Regions from separate parts of the Homo sapiens genome. Here region 2 is linked to region 1. Evidence: chromatin contacts called from ENCODE Hi-C data. All regions are on one chromosome and are shown on one strand. Each heading gives the region's core, a stretch centred on a gene start or an enhancer-like site at or near the end of the contact. The rest is flanking DNA. Distances are from core to core; before and after follow the strand shown.

Region 1 (4,932 bases), core at 782-3,281:
GTTCCTTGTCCTGCTCTTACTTTCAATAAATGACACAACTTTCTTTTAGTCAGGTTTGAGACCAAAGTCTTTCCTTCACTGAGTCTTTCCCTACTCCTTATATTCAAATAATCAGAATTCCTGTGGATTCTGACGGCAATATTTTTCACACTTGTCCTACTTTTCACTTCCACTGCTACTACTGAAATTCAGGTTTTATTAGCTTACTTGAACTATGGCAATAACCTCGTTATTTTCCTTGACTTCAACATTGTTGCCATATGAATTTTCCTGAAACCCAGTTTTCTTCTTTTTCATTAAAATAAAAAAAAAAATTCTTGCTGAGAAGTTAGGGCTTTCTACCACCTTCGAAATAAAGACCAAATTTCTTGGCCTAGCATTTAAGAAGATTCAGTAACTGGCACAAAAATTATCATTCATCATCCCCAGATCTGCCTTATAGCTAGCTGACCCTGCCACTCTTATTTTTTTTGTCCAGGAAGCTCTTTACCTATTTTTATATATCTACATCCTATCAAGACCCTATTCAAATACTTCTCATGAAGATTTGACTGACAGCTGCTGTGCCCCTCTCCATTCCAAACCCTATTAATAGTCTCTCCATTCAAGGATATCTCATAGTGCTTTTTCATGGTATTGCAACTTTCTCCCTTGAAGCATTTTTTTTTTTTTTTGGCACAAGTGTTATGTCCCCTACAAAACTCTGAGTACTTTAAGGGCAGAGTCTATATTTATCTTTTTGCCTATCTCTTTGCCACTTTGCAAAGTACAACAAAATAATGGCTATAGAATTACTGGAATTAAGTGATCAAAGTATAGTGGTCTTATCTCTCCTTCTACACAATTGTAGCCATTTCCAAGGTCCCTTCAGCAAAAATCACAAAAGTAACTCACCCCTGCCCCCACAAAAAAAACTCCAAACATCAAAAAAGCAAAAGCAAAGCAATCACCTCTTTCACGACTGGGGACTTGTAGTACAATGTTCCTATCTGTAAAATTCTCACAATCTTTCGCCTGTCTTGCTTAATTCATTAATCCCACTGGTCTGTAAACTTGATGACAGCAGGAACTTGTTTTGTTCACTGTTATTTCCCTAGTGCTTGAAACTTAATAAGGGCTCAAAAATATTTATCGAATGAACGAACTAGGTTTTTTGCGTAAATGTCACCTTATAAGGCTTCTGTGATCTCTCCAGTCTAAATTGGGCATTCATATATAAATATAAGTATGTGCTTTCTCCTAGATCCATTTTTCACCCTACCTGGCAATCTCAAAAGAAGTCCAAAGTTGATCATATGCACGTGCCCCAGATGAAGGAAACAGAAACTGTTCACATAGAGTGCAGTATTATCGTTGCCATTTCATAATGGCTCTAAAAAACTTTGTTCTTCATGACTTCGCAAGCTCTTGCAACCCCTTCCAATAAACATTATTTTAAAGATGCTGCCTTTTTCATTCCTCCACTGAGTTCTTGGTTCTGGATAACACTGATACCTTAGGGACACCTGGAATCGCAGGAGAAAAGGCTCCGATTCCAAACCAATCAAGTGGCTGAAAGCTGACAGCAAACACTTAGAAAAGGAATGTCAATCCTTTGATCAAAGCATCACACATCGAAGTCCTAGAATGGGGGATGGTCCTTGACAGGGGAGCCAAAAGATGAGAGACAATGAGGGAGCTACGTAGAGAAGTCACTAAAACCCTCCGACAAAGTCCGAGGCAGGATTCCAAGTCCCTTGTCCCTAGACCTAGAAATATGCTCGGTCCGCATGTCCCGGCCCGCAACTCCCTCGGAGGAAGCACAGTCCTCACTGAAAGGGGAGAGCAGTCAGTCTAGGGCACGCAACCGCCCGTAAATTATGATTCCCCTTGAGGAGCGAGGAAACTAATACCCCACGTAGCTACTCTCCCACCTCGCTCCTGGCGCGGGGGTCTCGAGCCTCCAGGAGGCCAGGAGCAGAGTCGCTCAGCATAACTCACCGTTCCGCCCCGCCCTGCCGATCCGTCTGTTCCCGGTGGTCCCTTCGGAAACGGTTCCCGCACTGGCCGGCTCCGAAAGCAGGAAAACAAAGGTTCCCACAGTAGGGGCGGGGGAAACGTTTGGCAGTGCGACAGTAGGAAGTGACGTTACTTCCCTTTTTCCGGTCCGCCGGATTATGAATGACGGCCGGCGCGAGTATTTTCCACATAAGGTGGCTGTCGTTTTTCTCCTGGCGTCTGTGGAGGCGAGTGGTCTGCGGGCAGCAGCTCCCAGAGGCAGCCTTGGAATTCCAGCTCGGACTGGGCGGGAAGGCGCAGGCGGCCCAGGTCGCCGACACGCTCACGCACCCTCCCTGCCTGGCCGCGCCTCTGCGACCAGGTAAAGAGGGCGCTCGGGCCGCCGGCTTCTCAGCCTCCGCGACCCCCTAAGAACTGGTCTTTTCTTCGGGGGTCTGCAGGGCTGAGGATGCGGGGGAAGGGTGGGAAGGACAAGGGCGTGGTATCATCGTCCTGATTTTTCTCCCGCCCTGGGGCCGCCTCAAACTCCTTTTTGGCCACTCCTGCTGAAGGTGCGGGTTGAGGGCTCTGGGCTTCTCGGTAGTACGCGTTTCCCAGTTTCCCCCTAGCCAGTCCCTCATGTCTTCCTCTGCTGATGGAGAAATGGGGCAGCTTCCAGTTGGAGGCGTTGGTTGGGGTGGTTTGATATTTGCTGTTAAGTGTTACTTCAAGACCTCTTGGGTCACACTAACTTCTCTTCTCTCTTTGGCATTGAGTTTTCCATTCCAGCCCTTCCTGATTGCAGAAAGCAGTTCTATGTGAATACTACTTAACATTTACTCCAAAGGACTTGCTTCATTTGGGGCCATTTGCTTATGTTTTGTCATCACAGCAGTATCTCTTGGGTTTTTAACTTCTATAGAAAGTTTAATTTGCATGAAAGTTGCTTTGGTTTCAAAAACGTTTGCTAATACACGTACTTCCCATCCCAACTTTCTACCTGGTTTTGGGATGAGATGACTTGTTTTTTTCCCCTTTATTCTTAATGCCAGGATCCCATTCCTTGTCATAAATTCTTGAATATCAAGAAAATGCCAGCTTTAGTAATATATTGTGTGCTACATTATTGATAAAGAAGGTGGTGTATTTCTATTTTACCTAAGCTTATCTGTAAAAACAATGTTTACAGGAGAAAATGCAAAAGCTAGCAAGAACTAGTGATGTGATAATTTTAAACATGTAAACATAGTCATTTAAATCCATGATAATAAACTGTTATAACACAACTAAGTGATTCGCTGTCATATTTAATAAACATTAAGCTATGCGGGTTTTTTTTTCTTTTTTTTTAACTGCCTGATGGGGAGCATACACCACTGAGAGGATTGCTTTAAGCACACTCATTACTAAAAATTGTGTTTGTATTACACCTGAAAGTATCGTTTTGTGAGGTCTCACTTCAAAAATAAGACTGAAAAGGTCAATGAGATTTGAGAATCATCATTTCTTTTTATTTTATATACTTTGCACTTCTACGTGTTTTTGCTTTAATTTAAACACAGCTCAAACTTGAGCTTCTGTAGTAGTGGGCCCATCAATTTTTTTTTTTTTTTTTTTTTTTGAGCTGGAGTCCTGCTCTGTCGCCTGGGGATGGATTGCAATGGCAACATCCGCCTCCCGGGCTCAAGCAATTCTCCTGCCTCAGCCTCCCGAGTAGTTGGGATTACAGGCGCCCACAATCACACTCGGCTCCTTTTTTTTTTTTTTTTTTTTCAGTCGAGGAGGGGTTTCACCATGTTGGCCAGGCTGGTCTCAAACTCCTGACCTCAAATGATCCGCCCGCCTCGGCTTCCCAAAGTGGTGGGATTACAGGCGTGAGCCACCGCGCCCGGCCTGTTTTTGTTTTTTTAAACTTGTTTTACTTGTAGCTTTTGTTTCATCATCTGTGATTTTTAAATAAAAATAAATACTGAGTATCCAATTAGCTTTTCTAACAAAGAATAAATACTTGGAATGCAGATATTGAAACCATTTAGATTAAAACAAGCACAGGTATTGTTTGCTGTGAAAATTCAGTAATTTTATTTCATACTTGGTAACATGTTAGCCATTTGCGCTGTCGATCACTGTTAATTATGAGGTCGGGTTTAGCTGAAGGCATTATGACTCCATGGCAACAGATGATTCCCTGATTCTCCAGAGAGATTACACACTTCGTTTGTGGCTAAGGTTACTGTAAGCTTTTCACTTAAAAACTTTTCCTACTTCTTTACCAGATAAGAAAACAGCTAATTTTAATCACTGGCTTTTGTTCTCTAGGACTTAACTGCATCCCATATTACGTATTTAATGAGCTTGAAAAAATCTCAGTGTTTTTCTTATCGTTTTTGACCCTAAATATTTAAGGTAATTGGCTGCTATCTATCTGTTGAGGGGCATGTTTTTTTGTTTTGTTTTGTTTTGGTTAAATCTATATTATTGTAATAAAATAGGGTACAATTTTCAGCCAAATACTGTTGTTTTATGAAAAGCATAAAACACAAGATAAGTTATAAAATTCAAAATGTTGAACATATGATGTAGGAGAGAATTTAGGCAGGTTTAAATTTTAATCTTTAAGAAAAGTAAGTGTTTGTGATTTTTCATACTTATAAACTGTGTTGAACTTCTTATTTTGTACAATAGGTTGATATGCACATGGATTAAGGGTTTCACGTTTATATTTTACCATTTCATGATTCCCTGGCTTTCAGCCTCAGTAACAAATATGTTTTTTTTCAGTATTTGGTTGGGAAAAACTTTTCAATCAATATAAATCCTTTACCTTTCATGGAAAGAAGCTTGAAAATATAAACCATAATTTGGGTTTTGCCCATCAAGGTTTGCATATTTTAATAGTGCCAGTTGATAAGGAATTTGGTTATAAATTATAAAGAAATAATAGTAGCTAGTATT
Region 2 (5,121 bases), core at 922-3,421, 2.9 Mb after region 1:
AACATTTTTCTGTAGGAATTGTGGGTTAGGACATGGATGATAACAGATATGCATATCTTACTCATGAAAGGTCTCTTTTATACGTGGCTTATAGAATATTACAAACTCATGTTGAAAAATATTTCAAAGCTTAAGAGGTTAAAAAATAATAATGAATTGGTTCCTGGAGCAAACTTACTTTTTGGAAAGTGATAGTAATAATTTAACATATAGATGAATGCAGTGTGTTCTGACTTGGCAGTTTTATTATTTATGAAATTAATTTTTCATTTAAAAATTATATATTAATAATTTATATGTTTTCCACAATGTAGGTAGAAATTATGTGTCCCTAGTATACACAGGAAGAAGGATAAGTATATAAACGTATACCATTTTAAACGTCTTAAATCTATTTACTTCTACAGCAATTGCCTTTTAGGTCTCATCCAGTCACAGACTATACTACACTTTTTGAGTTTATTTCCCTTCCCAGGAGCCACTTTTGTCATATGTAAAGCAGTTATACTAGTATTTACCTAACAGAATTGTCATGAAGAGTATATAAGCACAAATGTAAATCACTTAACATAGTACCTGCCAAGCAGTGGTTAATTAATGTTAGATTCCTTTTTAAGCTATAAAGGAAATTTAAAAACCTTTAATCCCTATGTTTTTCCAAAGCAAAATGTTTTATTTTTATTTTTTTCTTCATACCAAAGCAAAATATTTTAATTGTTCCAAAGTGTTCCTTACTTATAAAACTGTGGGAATTTCAGAAACATTCTGCTTTACAGTGCCCAGAGAAACTTCCTACATATAAACGCTGGTTTTGGTGTAAATGCATTCATTATTGGTGTTATCATTGGCCTTTACATAACCTAAGATTCGTGTGGCTCCGTTAAGACATAGGCAATATGACTCTGGGAGAGACTCTCACTAATGAACAGTAAGGGCAGCAAGCCTCAACTGTACTTAGAATTGGATACTACAATGTTTTGATAGTATTTTCATTACCGTCTTCAAGCAATTTCTTAACAATTGAGTTGTTAGCTAATTAGAAGTGCAGAACCAATACATGGCATCCTGTAAAAATAACCACGGGCTTAGTAACAAGCAAATAAAAAAATATAAAAACATTGGCTCTATAATGTGTCAATATGCTCTGGACTTATGTAATCAGTGACTCTTAACTCTTGCTCCAAAAGGAAGTTAACATTTGTAGAGTCTTAAAAGATTATATAAAAAAGAAAAGCAAAACAGAAAACAAAAAATCTTTTAGACCTTCTAGTCCATCCCTAATGACTAATTCTCCATCATATATTTTCATCTATTTGGATTGTAAATGTTGCCCAGACCAGAGATGGCGGTGGTTCACACTAGGGTGTCAGTGGTGGAATGGTGAGGGGCAGATGAATTGGAGATATTTTGGTAGTACAGCCAAAGAGACCTACTAATATTTTGGATGCAGAAGGTTAGTAAGGAGAGAAATCCAGACGACTTTAAGATTTTTGGCCAGAGGGATTTTACCTTTTAGCGACATACAGATGACCAAGGGAAGAGCAAAGTTGAGAGGATGAGTTATTCAAAATAGTATTATGGTCACGCCAAGCTATCAGCATTAAGGCATCCCTGTAGAGATGTCCTGTTGACATTTGTGATCCAGGCTGGATGTTTAAAAAAAATTGGTAACATATTACTTTAGCAACTATTATTAATTCTTATTATTACCACGACTACATCGGGAAGTAAAAGCTCAGCAGCCTCCGGCTTTTCCTAACCCTTGAAAAAACCTCTAATATAAAAGGCATTTATATCCAAAAGTTCCCATTCATCTCCCGCTCTGGGAACCGGGAGCGCCCCCTGTCCAATCAGCTTTCAAATCCCCTGCGTCAGCGAGTGGGCGGGGCTCACCTAGATTCCTTGGCCTCCGCTTCTCCGGCTTGGCCACGTTAGAAGTCCCGCAGGTCCTTGAAGGTACACAAATCACCTATATATCCATTAGAAAAATGTAGAGTACATTATCACAATGTAAGTTTAATTAGATTAAATAATTTACAACACTTTATTCATATCATTTATTTGTTTTATTTAGTTTCTTATTTTCTTCTATGAGTATAGTAACCACCTCCGAGCTTTACGGATCTGCGGGTCCTTTCCTCGCGCACGCGCACTTGTTAGGGAGGGCGGGCCTGTTTCCGGGAGGCGCGTGGGGCTTGAGGCCGAGAACGGCCCTTGCTGCCACCAACATGGAGACTTTGTACCGTGTCCCGTTCTTAGTGCTCGAATGTCCCAACCTGAAGCTGAAGAAGCCGCCCTGGTTGCACATGCCGTCGGCCATGACTGTGTATGCTCTGGTGGTGGTGTCTTACTTCCTCATCACCGGAGGTAACTCGGGCTGTCGGGCCCGAGAGGCTGAGGAGCGGAGAACTGACCCGCCCCGGGAGGCGCGTCTGTTCCGCTGACTCTCAGCCCCGGGGGAAGCATAGCTCTGCTTTGGATCTTTTCTGAGGGTGGAGGGGAGTTCTGGGGTCCGAAGTGTTAACGTCCAAGTTTATTCGCCTTCACGCCCTGTCTTAAGAGAATTCGTGTTCTCACTCCCATTGCCTTTCTTCTCCTTCTAGCCCTCCCATCCCAGGGATCCGAGTCAAATATATTTTTCAAGGCCAAATTGTTGCTCTTTTTGTTGCTTGCCATACGTTGTTTGATAAATGTCCTGGGAAAGCCTAATTTGGCAAACTCCGTTTCCATGGTTGGTTGTTTGATAAAGGTCCTGGGAAGGTCTAATTTGGCCAACTCCGCTTCCATGGTTGGTCAAGAGCTTGTGGGACTTTTAAACTTATCTTTGTCCTGGAATCTTGGAAGAGACTTGACAATCTTTAGTTTTGTTGGCTCAAACCTAGGGTTCTGTGTTGCCTTTTGCATGACCTACAATAAATATCAATGGAATTTTCTGAAATCACAGGTTTGATAAATATTTGAGATTGGAGATGAGATTTGCAGACGATACTGTATTTCAGTGGGCAGAAGTTGAGAATTAAAAAAATAAGATAAATAGCATTACTATTAAACGCTTCTGAATTGTCTATCATCTTATTCTGTCCTTTTCAAATAGAAAATTGCAAAGGGGCGTTGCCTTATGTACTGGTGAGTTGGCAATCCGGCTAGTCTTTTCAGAGCCACTACCCTTTCAGGCCACAGTTCCAAGATTTACTTAGAACTGTGCTACTGTGTACATTTAGATTTGGGGAAGTGGTGTACTTAACTTGGAAATTATAAAATTAATTTAGATTTTGGGAAGTGGTGTACTTAACCTGGAAATTATAAAATTAAAGCTACGGATTTGGGATAGCAAAAGTAGTTCTACTTTTAAGGGAGTGGCCATATAATTGTTATTTTCATAGATGTTTTGTGAGAATAGTTGGCACTGAAGGGGGAGGATTCAAACTGAGAGAGCTGAGTTCTAGAAAGCACCTTTGAATTTACCTCCTTCCCCCAATCTAGAATAGTGAGAATTAACTTACGTTCATTTAAATAAATTACATTTAAATATTTGAGTTACATTTAAATACTTATTTGGTAACAAGATACTATCTAGCATTGCATTAGCATTAACCATTAACATTTGCTCATCAAGTTAATAGCTACTGTACTGAATAAACAAAATTTAAAATGCATGTGGCTTTTAAAAATAATAGACTTTTAAAAATAAATAATATAGAATAATTCAGTATTATTATTGAGTGCTCGCTTCGGCAGCACATATACTAAAATTGGAATGATAGGGAGAAGATTACCATGGCCCCTGTGCAAGAATGACTCGCAAATTCGTGAAGCGTTCCATATTTTTGCACAGTTCACGAAGGTCGTTGGACAAAAAAAAAGTCATTATTCAATAATAATAATGAATAATGCTAGTTTCTTTCCTGTAACCCTTACTTCCCTTGGAGTCGGATTCTTTGCGAGAAGCCTCAGTTTTCTTTGTGGCCCTCTTTTTTCTCCTGTTGATTATTGTAATGGGGAGATTCTTTGTCCCAACCATTGGGGGAAAGTGGAAAGGTTGCTTTTTAGTGGCCAGGTCTATGAGGTATCTTGTATGATGAATTGGTTTTGCCACTGGAAGGGAAGAAGTCTCTTCTAAAAACTGAGTGCACCTTTATAAATAAACTATTTGTTGCTGACAAATAGTCAGCAAATAGATACTGAGTCCCGTTAAGTTTCAGGCACTAGGTACTGGAGATAATAGAACAAAACATAAGGACCCTGACCTCCTGAAGCTTATAATGTCATAGATGAGACATATTAAATGTCACTTAATTTTTTTGTCCGTTAAAAATGTTCACAAAAACAGGCCAGGCGCAGTGGCTCACGCCTGTAATCCAACACTTTGGGAGCCTGAGCCAGTTGGATCATTTGAGCCCAGGAGTTCGAGGCCAGCCTGGGCAACATGGCGAAACCCTGTCTCTACTGAAAATACAAAAAATTAACCAGGCGTGGTGGTACACGCCTGTAGTCCCAGCTACTTGTGAGGCTGAGGCAGGAGAATTGCTTGTACCCGGGAGGTGAAGGTTGCAGTGAGCCGAGATGGTGCCACTGCACTCCAGCCTGGGCAACAGAGCAAGGCCCTGTTTCAGAAACAAAAAACAAACCCCAAAATTAGCTGAGCCTGGTGGCGCACGCCTGTAGTCCCAAGTAGCTGGGACTATGGTGCAGGAGTTTGAAGTGGGAGGATCGCCTGAGCCTGGGAAGCTGAGGCTGCAGTAAGCTGTGATGGCACCACTGCACTCCAGCCAGGGTGACAGAGCAAGACCCGACCCTCTCTCAAAAAATAAAAACAAACAAACAATGGTTATAAATACAGTGAAAGAAAAGAACAAGAGGTTTTTGAGAAACTAAAGGGAGTTGGAAGCATCATCTGGATTGGATTCGATATGATTCCTGAGGAAATGATATGTAAGCCAAAATCTGAAGAGTTCGGGGAAAGGATATGCTAGGCAGAGGGAAACGTAGGGCAAATGTGAGACCAAAAGACCAATTAGGTGGCCTTTGTAGTTGACTTAGACTATACAAGGTTTATGGTAGTGGAGATTAGGATAATATAATGAAAGATATGTTGGAAGTAGATTCAGTAGGTCTTGAATT

Evidence for each region. A loop is a pair of places that touch in the nucleus more often than their neighbours do. Pooled maps may share reads with other maps.
Region 2: a loop to region 1 is called in a pooled map, with 10 times the contacts of the local background. The contact joins the promoter of OSTC here to the promoter of INTS12 in region 1. A Hi-C loop is called at or near these places in 8 of 50 pooled maps.

The regions. Positions count from the first base shown.
Region 1 is chr4:105,706,658-105,711,589 of GRCh38, forward strand. INTS12 (integrator complex subunit 12) reads right to left here and starts at 2,032. Exons shown (of 8, transcript NM_020395.4): 1 at 1,981-2,032. GSTCD (glutathione S-transferase C-terminal domain containing) reads left to right here and starts at 2,127. Exons shown (of 12, transcript NM_001370181.1): 1 at 2,127-2,359. LOC124900747 (a long non-coding RNA gene) reads left to right here. Exons shown (of 2, transcript XR_007058214.1): 2 at 1,244-1,439. RefSeq lists an enhancer at 2,107-2,356.
Region 2 is chr4:108,648,428-108,653,548 of GRCh38, forward strand. OSTC (oligosaccharyltransferase complex non-catalytic subunit) reads left to right here and starts at 2,172. Exons shown (of 4, transcript NM_021227.4): 1 at 2,172-2,367. The coding sequence starts at 2,229. It also overlaps the pseudogene RNU6-431P. RefSeq lists enhancers at 2,112-2,461, 3,076-3,125, 4,568-5,082.